6 separate regions of the Homo sapiens genome follow, and all the other regions are linked to region 4. Evidence: chromatin contacts called from ENCODE Hi-C or POLR2A ChIA-PET data. All regions are on one chromosome and are shown on one strand. Each heading gives the region's core, a stretch centred on a gene start or an enhancer-like site at or near the end of the contact. The rest is flanking DNA. Distances are from core to core; before and after follow the strand shown.

Region 1 (3,887 bases), core at 114-2,613, 4.2 Mb after region 4:
GAAGATTCTCAATAAAAAGTGGCTGCAGTTTTTGAAGATTCTGGCCTACCATGGTTGGTCTGATTCTTAGTTTAATCTGTGAATCTGTGAGTCGAGCGCCCTCTCGTGCTTTTGTGGTGAATTACACCTAACAGATCTCAGAGCTCTCTTCTTTCCCTTGCGTTCTCTCTGGAGTAGAAGCTGGGAGGTGAAAGGCTGCAGGTTCTAAGAGAAGTGTGTGTCTCCGAGGGTTACTTTGGGCCATTGTACGTGATGCTCAGGGCTTTAGGATTACTTGGGTCTATCCTGAGGCTCTGCTTGAGAGCTTGGGCATATTCAGAGAGAAAAGGCAGACCTACAGCCATGTGGAATTGAAGCAACAAACCTGCTGCTGGCAAAATGGGAAGGGAGGTCCGAGATACTTCTGGTTATCTAAACCGTTTCCGCAACTGCAATGTTTTGTTTTGTTTTGAGGGAAAGAGTTATGAACCCATAAGACCAAAGAGAAACACAAAGTGAACTTACGATTTGAGGTTAAAACAACAACAACAACATCAACAACAACAACAACAGCAACAACAAAACTCAGTGGAAGACTGAAGTAGGGGAATCTGGGGGAAGAAAGAAGCAAAAATACCAAGATAGCTCAACAATTGGTCACATTCCAAAGGGCAAGAAATTGAGGAAACCAGGGTTCCATCTGGAATGTTGAGAAAACAGGTGCTAGAGCCCAGGAGATACCATCCTTCCGGGAGGACTTTAGAGCCCATTGTGTGGGCTCATTTGGAGCTGTAACAATAACTGGGGGTTGTTATGGCATTCACCCGGCTGCAGGGGCCAAGGTTGCTAAAACGTCCTCCTAAGCCTGGGATAGTTCCACACACAATGGAGAACTGCATCACCCTCCTTGTGAACCTACTCCGGTAACCTGATCTTTAGTTTGTCCAACTGTAAAATGGGGCTAGCCCCATTCTCACAGAATTATTATAAAAACCGCTTTTCCACGAATGGTATTTATTGTTACTGCGGTTGTTAGCTATAATTACGTACTACAGATATCTCAGGAAGCCCTTAAATTCCTCCACTGTAAGCCACGGGCAAGGACAGTCATAGACCGTAGTTTCTAGGAAGACCAGCCGATTCCAAGAAGGGTGCTCGGCGGGAGAACCTAATGCCGAAAGCCTATTGGCGAAAAACTCTTCCTTCCCGGACGCTAACGTCTGGCAAACCACATTGCCCGGCAGACCCCGCAGCCTGGGGCCGGCGCTCAAGTCATGCATTCTGGGATTGGTAGTTTCCAGGCCTCAGTGTCGGCCTGTGCCGCCCAGCTCCAGGAACTCGCCTTCCCAGCTTGCCTCGCGGCCGGGGGGGTGGGGGGTGTTCATCTCCGCGACCAGGAAACGGGAAAGATGGCGACGGCTCCGCGACGTTGAGGCCGCGTTGGGCGGTTCAGACTCAGGGTGGTGAGTCCCGGGCGGTGGAGGCGGTTCCCACGAGCTTACAGAAAGGGCTAGAGTCAGGGCACGGCGGTGGCCCCTGCCTCCTGGATGAGGCGGGAAAGAACGCCTCAGAGAAGGGGCATGAACCCGGGAAGCTCGGGCGGGCTGGAGTGAAGGGGCGCGGGCCCCAGGGGTAGTGTTGGCTCCTCCGGGCACAGGCCACGTCCCTGCACGATATTTTCCTCCCAGGACTCTGCCTATGGGCACAGCGCCTCTGATACCCCCAGTCTGACCTTATTCTTTCATGCTTAAAGTAGCCTTTGGTGCAGCCAAACTGGAACTCTGGCTTTTCTCTCGCAGTCAGTCCATGTTTTCCCGCCTCTGCGCCGGCCGTATTATTTCTTTTGCCGGGAATGACTTCTTTTCCGCGTCCTTAATTACATATCTTAAAATTCTACTTATACTTAAAAGCTCAAGCGTCACTTCCTCTTCCAAGCCTTCCACATCACCTTTTACAAGTGAAAGGAAACGCCTTTGAACACCTGTATTACTACATCTGAGCCTTGATACTCTTCTTGGTATGTGTCTCATACCCCCTATTGTTCTTTTTTTTCTTTTCTTTTCTTTTTTTTTTTGAGACGGAGTCTCGCTCTGTCGCCTAGGCTGGAGTGCAATGGCACGATCTTGGTTCTCTGCAACCTCCGCCTCCCGGGTTCAAGCGATTCTCCTGTCTCAGCCTCCCGAGTAGCTGTGATTACAGGCGCACGCCGCCACGCCCGGCTAATTTTTTGTATTTTTAGTAGAGACGGGGTTTCACCGTGTTCCCCAGGCTGGTCTCGAACTCCTGAGCTCAGGCAATCCACCTGTCTCGGCCTCTTAAAGTGTTAGGATTACATGCGTGAGCCACCGCGTCCGACCTCATAACCCTGTTGTTCTAAACACTTCCTGTGAACAGAATTTATTTTTGTAACTCACATAGCACCTAGCACTGTGCCTTGCGTACAGTAGATGCTTGTTAAATACGTCATTGAGTGAAAAAAAAGAATGTGCCCCTGCCCTGCAAGAACTGAGGACCTGAAGATCTGGAGGTTTGAGAGGAAGGCTGCTGGGAAGCATGGCCAGAGTCAGCCTGGTTATTTGGCCCTTGTGATAATAGAACCTGTAATAAAAGTTGCCTGTATTTACTGTCTTCTTCTCATTTTTCATTCTCTTCCAAACTCATTCCACTCAGGCTTCCATTCCCGCAATGCAACTGAAACAGCTCTTGTCAAGGTCACCAATAATCTCCATTTTTCCAAATTCAGTGGTTACTTCCCTGTCCCTTATTCCCTCTCCACTTCGGTGGTACTTGACACAGTTGACCCCTCCCTCCTTGAAACATGTTTTTGGCTTCTTCGTTGCCATGCTTTTCTTTGTCTTTTCTCACTGGCTGCTAGTTCTTTTCAGTCTTTTTCTCTGGTTCATCCCGTGGCTAACTCCTGTTAAAGTGTTCCAGAGCTCAATTCTGGAGCTTCTTCTCTATTTTTTTTCTTTCACTATGCTGCCTACTTAGGTAATATCATTTAGTGTCCCATGGCTTTAAAAGCTATCTGTGTATTGGTGACTCAAGTTTTTGTCTACAGACCCTCTCCCCTAAGTTCAGATTTGCATTTCTCTTTGCCTTCTGGGAATCTCCACAGATATTCTCACACTCAACCTGGCCAAAATGAAACGTTTGATTTCCTCTTAAATCTGTTCGTTCCCTAGTCTTCTCCAGTTTGTTTGCTATGGCACCACAAACTATTAGGTTGCTGAAACTATAAATTTAGGAGCTATCTTTGTGTCTGCTCTTTCTGCTTCTTCCTTAGTAAGTCCTGTTAGCTTTGCCTCCAAAATATACTCTGACGCTGCCTACTTCTTTCCATCTCCATCGCCACGTTCCTAGAACAAGCCACTGCCATCTCTTGCCTAGAGTACCATAATAGCACTCTCAGTGGTTGTGTTTTCACTCTGTCTCTCTGCTATATATTTTCTTGCAAGTCACCAAAGTATTAGATTGCTTCCTGTTTAAAGCTCTTCTAAGATCCCCATTGCAGTTAAAATCCAAGTTAACTCTACTCTGACCTGTAACACATTTTCATTATCTGACTCCTGCCCAGCTCACTGAACTCATCCTGAATCAGTATTCCTCCTGCATTAGTGCTTCCCAGGGTCAAGAAGTCTTTCCACCTCAGCCTGGGCTCAGGTGATCCTCCCCAGGCAGGAGCGAAGGGGCATGGGCCCCATAGGTAGTATTGGCTCCTGGGGGCACAAGCCGTGTTCCTGGACGATATTTTCCTCCCAGGCCTCTGCCTATGAGCTCTTGAGCACTTTTGAGCTCAGGCATTCCACCCACCCTAGCCTCCCAAAGTGCTAGGATTACAAGTGTGAACCACCACACCTGGCTGATTTTTTTTTTTTTTTCTCTCGAGACAGAGGGAGTCTTGCTCT
Region 2 (3,720 bases), core at 849-3,348, 4.5 Mb before region 4:
ACAACCCCCCATTAATCCCCAAGAGAACAAACACCCCACGCGGCCCCCCCGCCCTCCGCGGAAGGATCTGCGCCTCTTCCCAGGCCACTGGTGGCCAATCCCAGCCCTCCTCAGGGAGGGGCCCCTTCCAAAGCCACAGTCTGTTGCGGGAACCAGGAATGCCAGGTCCGGGAGGGGCCAGGCCCCGAAAGATGAAAGTCGCGACTTGCCCTGCCCCGCCCCAAAGGCTTCCCGGGTAGTGTGCTGGGACTTGACCCGCCTCCCCAGGTCAACATGTCACAACACGACCTCAGCCTGTCAAGTCACATGACCTCTGCCTGTCACTGACAACCTGGTCTGTCTTTAGGCCAGGGGAGACCATCTGGTCCACCCTCCACACTACCCCCATTTTCAGAGAGGAAATGGAGGTGTGGAGCAGCGGAGCAGCCTAACCAAAGACCTGTCATTGCCACACCACTCCAGTCACAACCGGCCTTGTGACAGTTTCTACTTAAACTCTGGCTGCCCCCATGAGGGTATGACAGGATATGTAACAGGCCACCACATGGCCTCTGTTTTCAAGGCACAAGAAAAATACTTTGCATTCTGGGTGGTGCGTTTTACTTTTGGTCAAGTTGCCTCCAAGTTCATGGTTCTCATTTTACCTTCACAACTTTTATCTTTAATTTACAAACAAGGACGGTAAGATCCCTTGGCAAGTGATGGGGAGTTGAGTCTAAAATCGCGGCTCCGGTCTCCCCAGTCCAGGGCAGTCCTGCGCTGAAGTGCACTCACACGTCCCGGGATGAGACTCCGCTGTAAATCTCGACCCGAACACCTAGGAGGCAGGCCTGTGCCGCGCTCCTCACACAGGGAGTCACAGGACTTGCTGTCTGGTACAGCAAGAGAGGGTCTTGGAGAAAGCCATAGGAGTACCGTGGGGGAAAATAGGTGGCCAAACAGAATCGGGTCCACTGGGCAAAATACATGACTTCTGGCAGGCTGAGGGCTTACCAACTACAAGGTAAAAGTCAAGGGCGCTGTTCTGAGAGAAGCGGAAAATGACTACCAAGGGATTCCAGTACCTCGGCCCCTTTTGGGAGATTTACGGGGCTAGAACAGGAGACCACCCCCGTTTTTTTGTTTGTTTGTTTTGTTTTTTGTTTTTGGTGAAACGTAGTCTCGCTCTGTCACCCAGGCTGGAGTGCAGTGGCGCGATCTCGGTCACTGCAACATCCGCCTCCAGGGTTCAAGCGATTCTTCTGCCTCTGCCTCCAGAGTAGCTGGGATTACAGGCGCGCATCACCACACCCGGCTAATTTTTGTATTTTTAGTAGAGACGGGGTTTCACCATGTTGGTCAGGCTGATCTCGAACTCCTGACCTCAAGTGATCCGCTCTCCTCAGCCTCCCAAAGTGCTGGGATTACAGGCGTAAGCCACTGAGCCCGGCCAGGAGACCTCTTTAAGAAGACTCGAGATGTCGACAATCCCAGTGGATGGATACCAACTTTAAAAAGAAAAGTTCAAAAGGCCTATGTGCCCATTAGCTGGGAGGGGCCAAGAAATATGGGAGTCCCTTATAGTGGGGGTAAAACGGCGGGTAAAGCTAGGTGGGCGGAACAGCAGCTTCTGGGGGAGACAAGCGGCAAAGAGGCTCACGACCGACTAGGGGCGACCAAGGCTGATAGCCGTTGGGGCCGTTGGGCGCCGGGAGCTGGCGCCCCGCCCTCTCTCCTCTCCCCCACCCTCCGCACCTCCCACCACCCTCGGTGTCCCCTGCGCGTGCGCGTGCAGACACCGGTTGCCAAACATTGCATCATCCCCGCCCCCCTTTCCTCCCCTCCCCCCCCGCTACACTCCCCTCCGCGCGCGCGCATGACTCACCCACCTCCTCCGTGAAGCCTCGTGACCCAAAGCCACTTCCGGGTCCGACACTACGTCGACCCCCTAGCGAGAGGGAGCGACGGGGGCGGTGCCGCGGGGCTCCTGAGTGGCGGATGCGAGGGACGGGGCGGGGCCAATGCCGGCGTGCCACTTTCTGATTGGTAGGTTTTGGGGTCCCGCCCCTGAGAGGAGGGCAAGGCCATGGTAAAAGATTACAGCCAGGCGCTCCCGAGGTCAGAGACTTAAGTCTAAGGCACTGAGCGTATCATGTTAAAGATGAGCGGGTGGCAGCGACAGAGCCAAAATCAGAGCTGGAACCTGAGGAGAGAGGCGAGTACTGATTCCCATCTACCTTTTACCCTCCCGTCTCCTCAAAGTTGGGGCGTCCGCTCTTTAGGATCGGCCTCACTCCTCCACAGTGAAGTTAGGGACCGTCCGAGAGAGGAATGGGGAGAGTCCCTTATTCTGGGGTGGTGCTTACAAACCCCTATTGCTTCGGACGACGGCGTCTCTCCACCCCTGCCCGGAGCCGGAACACGGGCCCTGCTCTGTGCTGCTGGGCAAAGGGACCTCGGTTGCCCTTGGGAAATTCATTCTTTCCCGTAGCCAACTTCAGGCCTCATCGTTAGGCCTGTCCGCGGGGAGGCAGGTCAGCAGGACACACCCCCGCTCTAAGACTGGGTGACCATCGCTCAGGCCGTTTCCGCCGCTTCGCCACCAGCGGGCCTTCTCCCTACCCCACCCCCAATTCTGTCTCAGTCTCAGTGCCTCTGGTGTCAGCATGGCCACCTTGGTAGCTGGGGCTACTGGACCCTGCAGCGGATAGGGGAACCTTGAGGAGACACAAGCCTTTGGGAGGGGTGCCGATGGACAGGGAGTGGTGTGTTTTCCTTTTGCCGTAGAGGTCTCTGGGCCTCCTGCACAAGAGAGCAGCCTGGATCTCTTAAGTGTAGGAGGCCATTTGGGGTCTCCCCAGGGTATTGTCCTTCCCTCGGGATTAGTCCCTGCCTCTTTAACCCGGTCCTGTCTCCCAGCTAATCTCTGTGTAACCATTGCATCAGGCCAGCCCCGTTTGGCTCTGCAGCCTTCTGACCTGAGGCTCTACTGCTGATGAAAGCCAAGTCCCACACACTGGAAGGCAAGGGAGGGTTCCCCAGGGAGGACAGCCCTGCAGAGAAATACTTCGGGCAATATTGCATCTCTAGCCCCTAGGGATCAGCAGCTGCCACTCTGCTTCTGCCCCTTCCCTATAAGAGAGACTGGGGGGAGTTTATCCATTCATTCTTAACAAATACTTAATGAGGACCTACTGTGTGCCACACAGTTTGGGGCTCAGGGTACATCCTTGAGCAAGAGGAAAAAATCATCTCAGTGGGAGGCCTACAGTAAACAAAATATAAGTGCCACGGAGAAAGCTAAAGCAGAGAAAGGAATGGAGAATGTTCAGGATGGAGGTCAGAGTGTTACATCAGGTGGTCAGGAATTACCTTAGGTAATTCCTCCACTCAAAACCCTTCAGTGACTTCCATGACATGAAATAGGAAGTCATTGGAGGGTTTGAGCAGAGGAATGACCTGTTTTAAAAGGCTCACTCAGGCTGCTGTATGGTGAATAGAGTTGCGGAGGGGTGGCAAGAGAAGAAATGGGAAGACCTTCTGCAGTCAGAAAGTTTCTGCAGTAATTTAGAGATGGTAGTGAATTGATCTAGATTGGAAACAATGGAATTAGAAGTGTTTAGATTCTTCTAAGCAAAGGTTTTAAAAACTCATTTTTAAAGAATGAGTTAAGGGCCGGGCATGGTGGCTCACACCTGTAATCCCAGCACTTTGGGAGACCAGAGGTGGGTGGATCACCTG
Region 3 (3,683 bases), core at 993-3,492, 3.3 Mb after region 4:
TGCTCTTTTTACTATTCCATCCTACAGTAGAAAAATAAGCTTTCATTTATATAAGCTTTCAAAAGTTTCAGCCATAGGTGAAAACAAATCTTTAAAACAAAAAAACCCTCCCAAAACATACATTGATTCCTATGACATTTTTCTGCATTTTCAGCATTTGTATAAAGAGCGCGAACTATATCTATAATCAGGGAAAATAACTTGAAAATGCTAAGTATCTAGATTAATTTTACCTTTTCTTATTCTTCAGGAGAGATGACTCTTTTTCTTTAGGAAAGGATTACACCTGTAATCCTAGCAATTTGGGAGGTCAAGGCGGGCGAATCGCTTGAGGTGTGGAGTTCGAGACCAGGCTGGACAACTTGGCAAAAGCCCGTCTCTACTAAAAATACAAAAATTAGCTGGGCATGGTGGTGCGCGCCTGTCATCTCAGCTGCTTAGGAGGCTGAGGCATGAGAATTGAATGCACCAGGGAGGCGGAGGTTGCAGTGAGCCGAGATTGCACCACTGCACTCCAGCTTGGGTAAGGGAGTGAGACTGTCTCAAAAAAAAAACATAATAATAATAATAAATAAATAAATCGCTTGAGTTCTGGAGTTGGTAAGCCTGGGCAACATGGTGATACCCCATCTCCACAAAAAATACAAAAATTAGCTGGAGCTGGTGACGTCCACCTGTGGTCCTAGCTACTCAGGAGGCTGGGGTGGATCACCTAAGCCAGGAGAGGTCAAGGTTCAAGTGAGCCATGACTGCGCCACTGCACTCTAGCCTGGGCGACAGTGAGACTCTGCCTCAAAAAAAAAAAAAAAAAAAAAGAGGAGGAAGGTACTAAACCATGTTTCCACAACCAGATAAATAACGGAAGAAGCAAACTATGGATCAAAAGTACAGATTGTATTTCTCAAGGGTTCAACTATTCTGTCCCTACTGGAGGAAAGTGGCGGCAGAGAATCTAAATGTCAACATATTCTTTAGGCCAGAACAAAAATATTAGACACAAAGAATAAGAAAACACCAAAGAGTGTAAATACAATAATTACAGAAAAAAGTGTGTATACGCAGGTCATAAGAAATGTGTTTATGCAATTCCGGTATCTTTCCAGAATTCAATTCTTAAACCACACATACAAAAGATAAACTGTAAATAAATATCAATAAGTAACTAGAAAAGTCCATTTGCCATTTATTTACCTTTGACCTTAAAATCCTTGTCTGTTTCAAGCACAGTCAGCCCTTCTACTGGGTTACACATTCACAAGTTGCTAGAACACAGTCTCAAGTTCATAGTGATTTTTGTTGTGGGGGTGGTCAATGAAAGGCTGATGACCCCAAGCAGCCCGGGCTGGCACCGGGTAGTAATTCTACACTCAGTAAATATACAAAGATACCAAAGCCTACTTGTTACCACAGGTCCAGCAAGTAGGCCCAAGATAAAAACTGCCCAACGACGCCCTTGCTGAGCAGACTTAGAAAGACGCCCACAAAACCTCAAGACCAAGCAAAGCAAAGCCACCTCACCTGCCCAAAGGTAACCAATCCGAAAAGAGCGGGGCCGCCCCGTGGGCCTGGAAGGCAGCCCCAGCCCCAGACTCCTCTCACTTCCCGCCTCTGCCGTTGGCTAAGTAACTGAGGAGCCTCGCGTGTCACAGAGGAGTGTGACATCACCCGCCCGCCAGGCCCTACCTCGAGTCTTGGCTCCGGGCCGCTCACCCAGGGTCAGCCCGACCAAAGGACCCGCCCGCAGCCGAACAGCAATCGGATGGGTGGAGTTTCGCGTTCCTTCACCTCGGAAGGACGTGCTCTGAATTCGAACGATCGAAGCTAGGCCAAGGGGCCCTGCGTCTACACTTAGTAGAGGAGAAGGAGCGGGAGAAAGGAAAAGGCGGGCTGAGAAGGGGCCTTCGCCAGCGCTCTGGGGCAGAATAGAGGCCTCGACACCCCCCAAAACCCCCGCAGACTCGCCTCCGCCCCACCCCCGCTTCAGCACTGTTGCGCACGCGCAGCACTAGTTCCCTAGCTTCCCTCCACACCCTGTTTTCCCGAGTCTGGTCTCCGAGCAGGGCCTCGTTCCTTCAGGGTGCCATCTGTCCGCAGAAGGAAGCTACTGCCACTCTTGCTCAGACAGTAACTGCTAACTCCCTTTCCATTTCTCACTCCCAGTTCGCCCAGTACTAGGTTCAGACGTACCTTCCTAACCCGCCTCTCCAAGGCCTACCAGCGCTTCTAACACCGGATGTGCTCTGACTCGCCCACTTCCGCTCCCGATCTTTTACCCGGCGTTCGCCTCTCGAGGGAAACCCCGCCCTGTGGTCCGCTTAAGACCAGTCCTCATTGGCCGTTGGCCGCACTCCTGCCTTTCCATTGGCTGTACGTGCATAAACAGCGGCTGCTTAGTTCAGAGGCCTGAGCTTGTCGATCAAGACTACTGGCCACCAACCGCCTCGAAGCAAAAGGTCTCCGCTTTCTTACCGTAGTAAGCCAGGGTCACGGTGCGCTGCTGCCTCTAGTGGAGAAAGTGAAAATGGGCCGGCCCCGCCCGGGACAGCCCGACGGCTTGTGAAGGGGTAGCGCTGCAGTCTTGGGATTCTGGCTTTAGTCTTGTCATGCAGTGTTAAAGGGGGAAAGCGATTCAGAGAACACATTAAAAAAAAAAAAAAAGCGCCCTCGCAAGGGGCGATTTACTGTGAAACTAGTGGAGCGTAAGCTTCAGAGCACCTTTGAAAACACTTCGATTTCTCTAGAGTATGCGAGAAGGAAATAGCAGGATTCCAGGAGGAAAACCAGAATTTAGGAAACCACTTTCTGGAAAGATAGAACAGTTCTTTTCAGTAAAGAATACAAATATCCAGGGTATGATTCTCAGTAGGCAAACCCAGGTATGCAATTAATAGAAGTTAATTTTCGGCTGGGCGTGGTGGCTTACGTCTGTAATCCCAGCACTTTGGGAGGCTGAGGTGGGCAGATCACTTGAGGCCAGGAGTTTGAGACCAGCCTGGCTAACATGGTAAAACCCCATCTCTATTAAAAATTTAAAAAATTAGCTGGGCGTGGTGGCGTGTGCCTGTAATCCCAACTACTCGGGAGGCTGAGGCAGGAGAATTGCTTGACCCTGGAGGTGAAGGTTGCAGTGAGCCGAGATGGTGCCACTGCACTCCAGCCTGGGAGACAGAGCGAGACCCCGTCTCAAAAAAACCAAAAAAGTTAATTTTCTATAATACAACCTAATTTTTGCTGTAGTGTAGCAGGACAAGCCGCAGACAAAACCCCTCAGACACCGAGTTAAAGCAGGAAGCGGTTTATTCCGCCAGGAGCATCGGCCAAGACTCCTGTCTCAAGAGCTGAGCTCCCTGAGTGAGCAATTCCTGTCCCTTTTAAGGCCTCACAACTCTAAAGGGATCCGCTTGAGAGGGTAGTGATCGATTGAGCAAGCATGCACCGGTAATTAGATCAGAACAGGACAGGGATTTTCACAGTGCTTTTCTATACAATGTCTGTAATCTATAGATAACATAACCGATTAGGTCAGGGGTCGATCTTTAACTACGAGGCCCAGGGTGTGGTGCCTGGCTGTCTGCTTGTGGATTTCATTTCTGCCTTTTAGTTTTTACTACTTCTTTCTTTGGAGGCAGAAATTGGGCATAAGACAATATGAGGGGTGGTCTCCTCCCTTATTCCCCCACTTT
Region 4 (3,912 bases), core at 1,051-3,550:
CTTTAAGAATTCTTTTTAAGAAGCAAAGCAAGGAATTAAGTGTACTGGCTCAATGTATCAAGTTTCTAGGAATTCAAACTATCCTCATTCTATAGTTAGTTCTGAGACCTACCTTAGTTCTTGAAGGTCAATAATGGATCACACTGGAAACTGGTATTGCTGCAAAGAATTTTTTGGTCTCATTTAACAGTAAAAGAGGCGTATGAAGTTGTTTTATGTATTTTCACACAGAACACATAACATCCATTTCCCACATCAGGGAATACTGGTTACTTCACAAAGCCAGTGTGACTGGAAAGAGGAGCGGGGAAACAATCCGATAAACCCCAGATTCCTCAAGAACAGACTGAAAGATGTGACTTGTGCTCAGATACCAGTACCAGCTAAAAAGATTTACTGAAGTGAATTAAAGGAGATGAGGGTTTTCAAGGGGGTAGAGTAAATATGGAAGAACAAGAGAATGGGACGTCAGAGTAAATCCCTTTTATCAGTCTGGATTTCCCTCAACTCGGTAAAACGAAGGACATGAATTGCTGTCCTATGTTCCGCCTCTAAAAATTACACAAAAGTTAAGAAAACACAGATTTTCTTCACTAAATTACGATACTAAACTGTTAAGGTGGCAAATCCAGACCAAGTAAGTACTTTAAGCAATGGTTAGTTTAAAATATATTTAGGACTTTTACTAGCCCACTGGAGAAAAAAATATGAACATTTTTGTAAACTTCAGATGCTTTCGGGCAGCGTCCTAAACTGATGATGACACCTTGATACTTTTAAGTTGCTAAGGAGTCTCAAAGATTATGACCTTGCTCTGCCAGCTGAGAGCAGTGTGGCCTTAAATAATATTCCTTAGCTGAGAAATACCACTAGCTCTCTGCAGTACCTCAGGATGGAAGGAGACAACATGCACAAAAGTGCTTGGTCAACTGTCAAGCGTTACACCAATGAAAGATGTTCAAATGCACCTCAAATTTCTCAACATTTTCCAAAGCCAACCAAAACCCTTAGCTTCTTTGTAATAGAGACGATGAATTACTAGGTAAGAAATGAGCACCCAGAGATAGAAGTTCAAATAATGTTTTGAAGAATGCAAGGTCATGCCAGAGAAAACAAACTATATTCCTCAAACTAAAATCAATGCTACAAGATGTTGGGTCATCACTGCTTTTATAAGCCCATTAGAAATGTAATTAGACTTGCAAGGCACTGATACTCCCCTCCAAGGTTGTCTAAAGAAGTAAGCAACTCCAGCCATTAGTAAGCACTATTTTAAAAGTACCTGCTGGTAGTTGCACAGTTACCTTAAAAAAAAAAAAAAAAAAAAAAAAAAAAGGCTGAAATCTACCATTGGAGCTATCCAAATTCAACCAACATGGAAGCGCCGGAAGCGAAACCTGATCCTGGCATATAGCTGCGCTGAGTAAAAAATGCCTCCAATTGAGTATGAGAAAAAAGCCTAGAAGGAAATCTAGGTGCACACCGGTGCTTCTCCAACACGTGGGCGCACCTAACTGGATTCCCCACCCCCATCTAACGCCAATAGCACCAACCTCCAAGGCTAACACACACACCCTTAGAAGAATACAGGCACAGGGCCCACACTCTAGAAAGGGAAGAGACAACCTAAAAGGACATAAGTGCGCAACACAGGCGCGTTAAAAAGCTTCCCATCTGGGTTCTAGCGCACGCATTGAAGGCGCGCCCGTCTCTACTACCCTCGTGTCTCCTACCGCGCACGCGCACCGCTGCCTTCCCCCGCCCCTCCACCAACTCGCGCTCGCGTTCCAACTGCTCCCCCCCACCACACTTACTCCCCTACCCCCCACTCCGGTCCGCTACAGCCTCGCGCCTTGGAGACGTAGTCTAATGTGCACTCGTCCGCGCAGCAACCGCCTCCTTCCTTCCTCCACGCCTTCACGCGGGCACGGTGATTCACGTCTACGAAAAGGCCTCGCACCACCCGCACACCTTTCTGCGCCTCCTTCCCCAATTCAAGCCAGAGTCTACCATTACTGCCTATTCCAATCTCGCGCAGAAAGGGTGAAAAGAGTGTGAGGGGGAGGGGAAGGTGTCCTTCCCCTCCCCCCCAAACATCCAGAGGCAGTAACCTAACAGGGCCACGCCGCCAGCCTGCCGCAGCCCTCAATTCAGAAAGGAACCAGTGCCAGCAATTCCCCGACTTCAGGAAATCAGTGGATCACGCTCGGAGGGGGGTTTCAGAGCCCAGTCCTTGGCCGCGCTCGGCTGCTCGCTCACCTGAGGCCGCCATGTTGGGAGAGGGAAAGAGAACGCAAAAGACCCGGATGAGGCAATCACGTGATTATAGCGGGCGCGTCGAGCTAGGAGACGCGAAGCTGGGAGGGGGCGGGGAGGTGAGGACGGAGACAGGAGGCGGGGCGGCGCTGCTCTAGGTTCGTAAAGCTGCGCGGCGAGGTGGCACGCCGTCCGACGGGAAGACATGCGCGACATGTGGCCAAAGGGGCGGGGCCTGGGTTGTCGCGAAACCCCTCACGCTTTACGTAGGGCTACACGCGAGCGCGGGGCTGGAGCTGAGTCCTGGCCGGCCTCCTGACGCACAGACTTCCTGCCGGAAGAGTGGCGGGAAGGGCGGGGCTTCGCTGCTGCTTCTGCTTACTCTGCACGGAGCCGGTGATGGGTGTGGCGAAATGGATGTGCTGAAAGGGAAGATTCTGAGTTTAATGTACTTTTTTGAGACGGAGTTTCGCTCCTGTTGTCCGGGCTGGAGTGCAATGGCGTGCGCGACCTCGGCTCATTGCAACCCCCGCCTCTCGGGTTCAGGCGATTCACCTGCCTCAGCCTCTGGAGTAGCTGGGATTACAGGCGCCCACCACCATTCGCTGCTAGTTTTTTGTATTTTTAGTAGAAACGGGATATTTCACCATATTGGCCATGCTGGTCTTGAACTCCTGGTCTCAGGCTATCCACCCGCCTCGGCCTCCCAAAGTGCTGGATTATAGGCGTGAGCCACCGCGCCCGGCCTAGTTTTTAAAAGCCACATCAGAAATCACTGATTTTATTTTTATTTATTTTTATTTTTTGAGACGGGGTCTCGCCCTGTCTCCCAAGCTGGAGTGCAGTGGCGCGATCTCGGCTCACTGCAGCCTCAACCTCCGGGGCTCAAGCAGTTCTTCCACCTCAGCCTCCTGAGTAGCTGGGACCACAGGCGAGTGCCTCCAGGACCAGCTAATTAAAAAAAAGTCTTTGTGTGGAGACAGAGTGGCGGGCTTGGGGGGGGCGGTGTGTCTCCCTGTGTCGCCTGGGCTGGTCTCGAACTCCTGGACTCAAGCATTCCTCCCTCCGAGGCCTCCCACAGTGCCGGGATTACAGGCATCAACCACTGTTTGTTTTCAAATTACTTTTTGTAAAGGCAAAACAAATCGAACGTCTTGTGTAAGAATGGTTTTAATGAGGCATATTTAGACGGAATAAGAAGGTAACAAATGCTGAACACTTAATTGTCATGGGCTTTTACCTCATTTAATGGTCCAATTTGCTGACTAGGTTTAGTCCAACTTAGGCCTTTAGGATTTCTGAGACTAGGGCTATTCATGCTTCCCCTAGCTGATGTTCCATTTCATTCATTAAATGAAAATTTTTGTTTCCCACCGTGTGCCAGGCACAGACACTTGCGGGTACAACATGGAATAGAACTGTCCCAAAAGAGGTTATATTCTAGTGGGGGAAGGACAGATAATAAGCAACTAATAAAATATTACAACAAGTATTCTGTGAGTAATTAAAACAAGGTGGTGTAATAAGTTATTAGGTGCAACTTTAGATTGCCTGTCAGAGTAGACCTCTGAGGAAGTGACATTCAGACAGAGGTCTAAATTACAAGCTGCCATCCCTGGGAATGTCTTCTGAAGAGGTTTAGGAGAAGACAGGATG
Region 5 (3,524 bases), core at 769-3,268, 3.2 Mb after region 4:
CTATGAAAATATTTGCACCAGAATGTTAATAGCAGCCATATTCATCATAACCCCAACTGGAAATACCCAAATATCCATCAATTGAAGAATGGATAAACACATTGTGATATATTCATGCAATGGAATAATACTCAGCAATAAAAAAGAACAGATTACTGATACACATGGATGGATCTCAAAAACATTACTAAGCTAAAGGATACAGACACAAGTACATACTGTAAAGCTCCATATATGTGAAATACAAATGCAGACAAATCTATGGTGCTATAATTCAGGAAGTTGCCAGGGGAGGGTGGTGGTGGGTGTGGGGTGATCAACTATAAAGGGGCATGAGGGAACTTTATAGGGTGGTGGTTCAGTATCTTGTTTTGGGTGTTAATTACATAGGTGTATATTTTGAAATTCACCAAACAAAGCACCTAAGATGTGTGCATTTTATTGCACGTTAAGAATAATTTAAGGGCCGGGCATGGTGGCTCACATCTATAATCCTAGCACTTTGGGAGGCCGAGGTGGGCAAATCACCTGAGGTCAGGAGTTCGAGACCAGCCTGGCCAACATGGTGAAGCCTCCGTCTCTACTAAAAATACAAAAATTAGCCAGGTGTGGTGGTGCACTCTTATAATACCAGCTACTTGGGAGGCTGAGGCAGGAGAATCACCTGAAATCAGGAGGTGGAGGTTGCAGTGAGCAGAGATTGTGCCACTGCACTCCGTCCAACCTGGGACAGAGTGAGACTCCATCTCAGAGAAAAGAAAAGAATAAAATATTTTTTAAGCAAAAAAATGAGAAAGCTGGTGGGGGTACCCATCAAGACATCTTTTAGGTTCCAGTAATAGCTGTCCTTGGGCACTCTTTTCATCAAACTACCTCTATGCTCAAGAACCCAAAATGACTTCTTTATCTTATGTCTTGTCACATCCATATCCTTATTCTGCTCTCCTCCATAAGAAACCTCCTCCATTAATTTCTCCCACTTCCCAACGTACCACGGTGATCTGCTCACGGTCCCACGCAGATAATTTGCTCTTTCCTATCTGAATCTCCTTGTGGCCTTTACCCTGCCTGGACCCTACTCAAGCTCTCTCTGCCCTTCAAATTCCGTATTTAAATAAACCTCCTTCAGAAAAGAACTCTTAATCCTAGCCAATCTGAGCACCCTAACTTGCCTTACTTTTTATGTTCCTTTATTGGACTAATATGATACTCTAAGCTGCATCCTTTGTATACTCGCAACAAAAGAAATTTTAATGAAGTAGGCGGAGACTGTACCTAGGGATTCCTTCGTATTTCCCTGCAGAACCCAGGTGAGAACCTACATTTCTGGGGCAGTCACTACAATGCAGGCTGTGAGGGTTATACGGTATTTAGGCAAGGGCAAATAGGTGTTTAATTAAGGACTAATGGGAATGATATTGAAGCTCTGAGGCTCTGCAGGGGCCTGGATGGGCTGTTTGCTTTTCCTCATCCTCACCGAGATAGCAAGTGGTTGAGAACAAGGTTGCATCCTTTTTCTGCCCAGCCTTCCCCGCAAACCAGTGAGGAAACGACCAGCACTGCCGTCTGATGAGAGGAGCCTGTTGCTGTAACTGTTTTCCAGATTACTGGGGGGACGACCCCATCCTGGAGAAGGAAGAGAGAGGCGGGAGCATTTAAGGCCAAAGAGGCACTCAAGCCTTTCCCCCATGGATTTACACCCAACACGTATGCAGAAAAGCAAATTACAAACACCGACGCTCACAACCACACATACACGTGCACGCCCAGCCCCACAGAAGCAAACGCGCATGCCTGTGGGCCCGCGCGCACCTACTTAGTTTTCTCTGTTCTAGACGCCCTCATTCCACCCCCGCTCGGCCCAGCCCGGCGTCCTCTACCCAGGCACGGCTGAGGTTTACCAAGCCCGGCCCGGCCTGGAGAAAGTGTTTCTATAAGGGGGAAGGGAGGTCCTTCCCACCAAAGCGGAAGCGGCGCGCGCCGGCCGGGCAGACTTAGCTCGCGTCCTGGGAACATCTGGAGGGGGCTGGGAGGGGCGCGCATCCAGGCTGAACGTGGATTGGCTGCTAGGGAGGAGGGAGGCGGGGTCAGGGCCAGGGGCGGGGCTCCCCGGCCCCTTTAAAGCCTTGACATCAGGAGGCGGCTCCGGCACCCCCCTTTCTCTGCCCCCCGCCCCCAAGCCGCGGCCATGGACCTGGCGGATCCGGCCTGCCCTGGCCCAGCTCAACACCTGATTTCGGTGAGTTCTGGGTCTACTTGGGATTGAAAGGGCGGCGAGTGCGGGGGGGCGATCTGTAGCTCCGGGCCGGGGGGAGTGGGGTGTGGAGGGTAAGGCTCTCGTGGCAGTACAGAGTCGGAGAGGGCGTCGCGGCTTCCTGCCCAAACCCTGCTGCCCGCCCCTCCGTCCCTCCCTCCAGCCGCACCCTCCTCGGGGGTCCGGCTGCGACTCTGTGCACCCCCACCCCACCCCCTCCCGCCCCCCGCGCCATCCTCGCGCACACTCCGTGGCCCCGGAAGGGAAACTTTCGGGAGTGGGGGATGTTCCGGGGGCCGGGCTCCCCTCCCTCTTTGAAAGCACTGACCTTGCCCCAGCTGCTCACCCCACCCAACCCGCATCCCACCGTCCGGGTGCCGCTTAGCGGTGCCGGGTTATTGCGGGGGGAGGGGCTCTCTCCCCAAAGCGCAGGCGCGGAGACGAGCCTGGGGCTCCCTTTCGCACTCCTTCCCATTCCCCGTGGCCTGGGGCGGTAGGGCCTGGGGAAGGCGGGGAGAGGCGGAAAGACCGGGTCTCCTAGAGAACAGCCCCTTCAAAGGCTTTGAGGGGCTGCGGGAAGGAGGAAGGACCTGGTGGGCTGCACGCTGAAGAGAAGCTAAGGGAGGGAGAAGGGTTGGTTGGGCAGGGAGCAGGGACAGGGCAGCGTCTGCAGAAAAGGCCCTCTGGGTGCTGGCTGCGGTGCCAGAAGAATGCAGAGAATTCATCTGTGCCCGACGCTTCCCTGGCTTAGCCCAACTAAGAAAGCGGCTGCCCGGATCCTAGCTCCCCTCTCCCTGTCCTGGGCCCAAGGTCCCGCGTTATCTCCAGTCCTGGCACGGCCCCAAGGGCACAGAGGGCCCTCACCTCCCACAGGCCTGGTTTTCCAGGCATCCCAGGGCTGGATCAGCTGAGTCCACTTAGTCTGTCCAGCTGCTACTTCTTAAAGGCCTGCCTTGCTGAGGAGCTGGGGGTCTTGGGCTAAGGAGTTCTCTGGCTGTAGAGGCAATCCCTCCCTCCCACTTCTCCGCGTCTGTCATGGGTCCTCCTTCTTAAGCACAATGGTCAGCCAGAGGAAGTGGCCCGGGCAGGGGTGGCCTGGGGAGCAGTAGAAAGAGTGTCAATGCCTTACCGTTTTGTGGTCAGTACTTTCGGGGAAAATGAACATAGCCCATTTGCCTTGTTGCAGACCCTCCCTTGCAGACATTACGCCATCTGGCTCTCTGAGACTCCTTGTGTGATAGGAAAATTCACTTCTCAAATTGGTCCCCCC
Region 6 (3,808 bases), core at 1,220-3,719, 4.3 Mb after region 4:
CATGATTGTGAGGCTTCCCCAGCCACGTGGAACTGTGAGTTCTCCATTAAACTTCTTTCCTTTGTAAATTGCCCAGTCTTGGGTTTGTCTTTATCAGCAGCGTGAAAATGGACTAACACAGCTGTTCAAAAGATAACATACATGACTACATAACTGAAAAAGTGCTTATTCTACTAAAAAATCTATTTTGTAAGTGCTTATTCTCTTAATAGTAAAGAGTCTGTGAGGGAAGAAATTTGAAATCCCAAGTTCTTTTACTTTATAACTAGAAGTAAGTCATTTAAATCTTCCTGAACCTCAATTTCTCCAGGGTAAAATGGAGCTAATACTAACTACAGGCAGTATATGGCAGAGGTGACCTGAATGGAAAGAAATACTTCTGAGAATGAATGACAATCAAGCATAGTAAGATCACCCATGCCTAGAAATGACAAAACCCAAAATATTATCAAAGCAAGATGAAGGATTCTAATATTATCCAAATCTATCTAAAATTACCCATATTTAATCAAGGTAAACTGAATATGGTTCCAGAAAAGCAGGAATACAGCTTGCGTGAATGGAAAGATCAATGGAATTAGATTTAAGATCTACACTTATTAGTGGTGTAGTGAGGGCAAACTCCCAAAGCCTCAGTTTCTGTATTGTGGGTGTTTTGCACATTTATCTGACAAAGATTTATGGACTATTTACTAGGGCCAGGGCTTTACTAGGTAAGTGCCATACAAAAATGAAGGCATTGCTCTTGCCTTCAATTTCAATACAATGTAACAAATATTATAACAATAAGGGCTACTGAATATTTTCTAAGTACTAGGTACTATTATAAATACTTTTTACTCATTAAATCTTTACTCCCTTTCACTATCTAAAACATAGGTATTATCACAGAAAAGAGGCATAGAGAAGTTAACTATCTTGCCCAGCACCAAACAGTTATCAGAGGCTGGAGCTGGGATGTATCTTTTTTTTTTTTTTTTTTTTTGAGAAGGAGTCTCGCAATGTTGCCCAGGCTGGAGTGCAGTGGCGCGATTTCGGCCCACTGCAACTTCTGCCTCCCGGGTTCAAATGATTCTCCTGCCTCAGCCTCCCGAGTAGCTGGGAGTACAGGCGTGCGCCACCACGCCTGGCTAATTTTTGTATTTTCAGTAGAGATGAGGTTTCACCATGTTGGCCAGGCTGGTCTCGAACTCCCGACTTCAGGTGATCCACCCGCCTTGGCCTCCCAAAGTGCTGGGATTATAGGCTTGAGCCACCGCGCCCGGCAAAGGAGCTGGGAAATATTTTGACAGAGGGCAAGAACTTGCTAATCTGTGCAAGTGAGGGGTAGTGGTGGAGGCTTTCCACACTCAAGGGGCAGTTTTAGTTCACCCATTCGCAAACGTACTTAAAAATTACCTCTTAGAGTTGTGCTGAATAAATGAAACAGTATATTTAAGTCAGTATTGTGCCTGGGACATGTAAGCTCTTAATTAATGTTATTAATTTCATTTTATTCCTTTAAGTTGGATCACTGGCGAACAACGTGAGAATGTTTTCATGCCTTTGGCTACACATTAAAGCGACCTCTCCAAATGGGTTGTCGCATTTTACATTGCTACCAACAATGTAACAGCCTTCTAGTTGCTTTATGCTCCGATATACGAAAGAGCCCCACCATTTGATTCTGTTTTTCAGTTTCTGACAGCCTCACCTACTTTCTCTTTCAAGTTCATCTGCCACATTTTTACTTATTTTATTTTTTTGAGACGGAGTCTCGCTTTCTCACCCAGGCTGGAGGCTGGGGTGCAGTGGCGTGATCTCGGCTCACTGCGATCTCCGCCTCCCGGGTTCAAGCGATTCTCCTGCCTCAGCTTCCCGAGTAGCTGGGACTACAGGCGCGCGACACCACGCCGGCTAATTTTGTATTTTTAGTAGAGACGGGGGTTTCACCATATTGGCCAGGCTGGTCTCGAACTCCTGACCTCGTGATCCGCCCGCTTCGGGCTCCCAAAGTGCTGGGATTACAGGCGTGAACCACCGCGCCCGGCCCATCTGCCCCATTTTACATCACCACTGCCGTCACAAACAAAGTTCTCGTAAGAACCGCCAAGCGGCGCGTGGGCGGCCGCCCCATCCCACTATAATTGCGGCCTCGCAGCCTGACCCGGGGCGCCAACGCTCAATCCGGTTCTCGCGGGAAGATACACGGTTTTTAAGAAAGAACTTCTAACCCCACTCCACCGCCCAACGGTCACGTGACGCGCCTGCGTCCTCGCCTCAAGGTTTTTTCTGGTCGCATATTGGCTGTTAACTCGGCTACGGGGTGTAGCGAGGTGCATTCCGGAAGTAGGTCCTTTGACTTTTGCTTCCTCTACGGAGGCAAGTAACAACCCGGCGGTCGACGCTTAGCGGAAGTTCGTCAAGTCGCAGTTGCCCCCGCACAGCGGATGTGGGTCGCCTCTTAGGTGACGCTGGGAAGTGCCTGCAGCCTTCGCCGCTGCCTTCTGGTTGAAGCACTATGGAGGGAGAGAGGAAGAACAACAACAAACGGTGGTATTTCACTCGAGAACAGCTGGAAAATAGCCCATCCCGTCGTTTTGGCGTGGACCCAGATAAAGAACTTTCTTATCGCCAGCAGGCGGCCAATCTGCTTCAGGACATGGGGCAGCGTCTTAACGTGTATCCTTGTGGCCTAGGCCTTCGGCCTTGGAGTTGGTCCCGCCATGCTCTGGCGTCCGGGTCTCAGGCTCTGTGGGGGGGACGAAAGTGGGGAAGAAGGTGGGCAGAAGCTGGATGTCTAGTTGGGAGAGCCCACGATGGGGCGGGCTGAAACTCAGTTAGCGCTAGGGAAGCGAGGCAGAGTTGATTTCCCGCTCGCTCACCCGTGCCGCCAGCCTTGCTGGGAATTCGTATCCTTCCCGGCTTTGTGTTTTAACCAGCCCTTCCAACTCTGTCTTCATTGTGTTCTGATCTGCTCTGGTGACGTTAAGATTCTCATTTTCCGCTGTGCCCTAGGGGTCTAGGTCTGGCAGAGGTTTCTCTGTTGACGGCTGCCTCCCAAACCTAGTGTGTAAATTTCGAGAAATTCAGTACCTGAAAGTGTTATAAAGGGTGGACTAGAATTAATGCCTCAGCCTTGGTCCAAAATCCATTCCTCATCTACTAGCTGTTTAAGTGACCTCTCAAATTTTTGGCCGTCTTGTCTATAAAATGGGATAATACCTCTTGTGTTTGATTCTGTGTCCAGCACAGTGCTTTGCATTCAGATGCTCAGTTAGTAGCTACTGTTTTATAGAATTTCAGAGGAAAGATGTTAGTTTACGTTTGTAGGGGATACCCACGAATCTAATGTTTTAAATAGTTTACAAAATACCGGGTCCTTAACTTACTTAGAGTGATGATATGTATTTCATTTTCAAAAATGAGGTAACGGCTGGATGCGGTGGCTCACGCCTGTAATCTCTGCACTTTGGGAGGCCGAGGCGGGTGGATCACCTGAGGTCAGGAGTTCGAGACCAGCCTGGCCAACATGATTAAACCCCTGTCTCTACTAAAAATACAAAAAATTACCCCGGCGTAGTGGCGGGCAGCTGTAATCCCAGCTAGTCAGGAGGCCGACGCAGGAAAATCGCTTGAACCCGGGAGGCGGAGGTTGCAGTTAGCCGAGATGGCGCCACTGCACTCCAGCTTGGGCAACAATAGTGAAACTCCGTCTCAGAAAAAAAAAATTAAAAAAAAAATGAGGTAACCTCTCCCACATATTTTTGTTTGTTAGGAAATACACTTATTTTATGGTGGAGAAAACTAGTATAGTTTTAAATTTCTT

Evidence for each region. A loop is a pair of places that touch in the nucleus more often than their neighbours do. ChIA-PET counts read pairs that join two places held with the same protein, here RNA polymerase II (POLR2A). Pooled maps may share reads with other maps.
Region 1: a pooled map shows a loop between it and region 4 (13-fold over the local background). The contact joins the promoter of DDX23 here to the promoter of EIF4B in region 4. A Hi-C loop is called at or near these places in 5 of 50 pooled maps. POLR2A ChIA-PET finds 5 or more read pairs at or near these places in 3 of 52 experiments (AG04450, GM12878 and WTC11).
Region 2: a loop to region 4 is called in a map of naive thymus-derived CD4-positive, alpha-beta T cell, with 18 times the contacts of the local background. The contact joins the promoter of DDIT3 here to the promoter of EIF4B in region 4. A Hi-C loop is called at or near these places in 1 of 168 maps with a recorded cell type or tissue (naive thymus-derived CD4-positive, alpha-beta T cell), 1 of 37 single-sample maps with no recorded cell type and 8 of 50 pooled maps.
Region 3: a pooled map shows a loop between it and region 4 (16-fold over the local background). The contact joins the promoter of TMBIM6 here to the promoter of EIF4B in region 4. A Hi-C loop is called at or near these places in 1 of 37 single-sample maps with no recorded cell type and 8 of 50 pooled maps. POLR2A ChIA-PET finds 5 or more read pairs at or near these places in 1 of 52 experiments (activated T-cell).
Region 5: a loop to region 4 is called in a pooled map, with 11 times the contacts of the local background. The contact joins the promoter of BCDIN3D-AS1 here to the promoter of EIF4B in region 4. A Hi-C loop is called at or near these places in 7 of 50 pooled maps. POLR2A ChIA-PET finds 5 or more read pairs at or near these places in 3 of 52 experiments (BJ, GM10248 and OCI-LY7).
Region 6: a loop to region 4 is called in a map of CD8-positive, alpha-beta T cell, with 25 times the contacts of the local background. The contact joins the promoter of CCNT1 here to the promoter of EIF4B in region 4. A Hi-C loop is called at or near these places in 2 of 168 maps with a recorded cell type or tissue (B cell and CD8-positive, alpha-beta T cell) and 7 of 50 pooled maps.

What each region holds. Positions count from the first base shown.
Region 1 is chr12:48,849,639-48,853,525 of GRCh38, reverse strand. It overlaps DDX23 (DEAD-box helicase 23), which reads left to right and starts at 1,363. Exons shown (of 17, transcript NM_004818.3): 1 at 1,363-1,442. It overlaps LOC105369755 (a long non-coding RNA gene), which reads right to left and starts at 1,805. Exons shown (of 2, transcript XR_944925.3): 1 at 1,712-1,805; 2 at 977-1,476. RefSeq lists enhancers at 229-438, 1,318-1,507.
Region 2 is chr12:57,518,892-57,522,611 of GRCh38, reverse strand. It overlaps DDIT3 (DNA damage inducible transcript 3), which reads left to right and starts at 2,098. Exons shown (of 4, transcript NM_004083.6): 1 at 2,098-2,194. It overlaps LOC128125814, which reads left to right and starts at 2,132. Exons shown (of 2, transcript NM_001414991.1): 1 at 2,132-2,194. The coding sequence starts at 2,132. It overlaps MIR616 (microRNA 616), which reads left to right and starts at 3,353; the gene lies at 3,353-3,449. It also overlaps a transcript of MBD6 not described here. RefSeq lists enhancers at 380-1,340, 1,341-2,300, 1,127-2,326, 2,201-2,330, 2,301-3,262 and 4 more and a silencer at 1,671-2,130.
Region 3 is chr12:49,740,116-49,743,798 of GRCh38, reverse strand. It overlaps TMBIM6 (transmembrane BAX inhibitor motif containing 6), which reads right to left and starts at 2,242. Exons shown (of 10, transcript NM_003217.3): 1 at 2,188-2,242. RefSeq lists enhancers at 1,986-2,305, 1,926-2,617, 2,546-2,675.
Region 4 is chr12:53,004,844-53,008,755 of GRCh38, reverse strand. EIF4B (eukaryotic translation initiation factor 4B) reads right to left here and starts at 2,300. Exons shown (of 15, transcript NM_001417.7): 1 at 2,260-2,300. The coding sequence starts at 2,272. RefSeq lists enhancers at 1,442-2,185, 2,186-2,929.
Region 5 is chr12:49,827,037-49,830,560 of GRCh38, reverse strand. It overlaps BCDIN3D-AS1 (BCDIN3D antisense RNA 1), which reads right to left and starts at 2,018. Exons shown (of 3, transcript NR_027501.1): 1 at 1,817-2,018; 2 at 1,478-1,626. It overlaps NCKAP5L (NCK associated protein 5 like), which reads left to right and starts at 2,148. Exons shown (of 13, transcript NM_001037806.4): 1 at 2,148-2,239. RefSeq lists enhancers at 1,117-1,695, 1,696-2,274, 2,690-2,739 and a silencer at 2,020-2,429.
Region 6 is chr12:48,715,368-48,719,175 of GRCh38, reverse strand. CCNT1 (cyclin T1) reads left to right here and starts at 2,469. Exons shown (of 9, transcript NM_001240.4): 1 at 2,469-2,661. The coding sequence starts at 2,501. RefSeq lists enhancers at 1,715-1,954, 1,354-2,354, 2,425-2,704.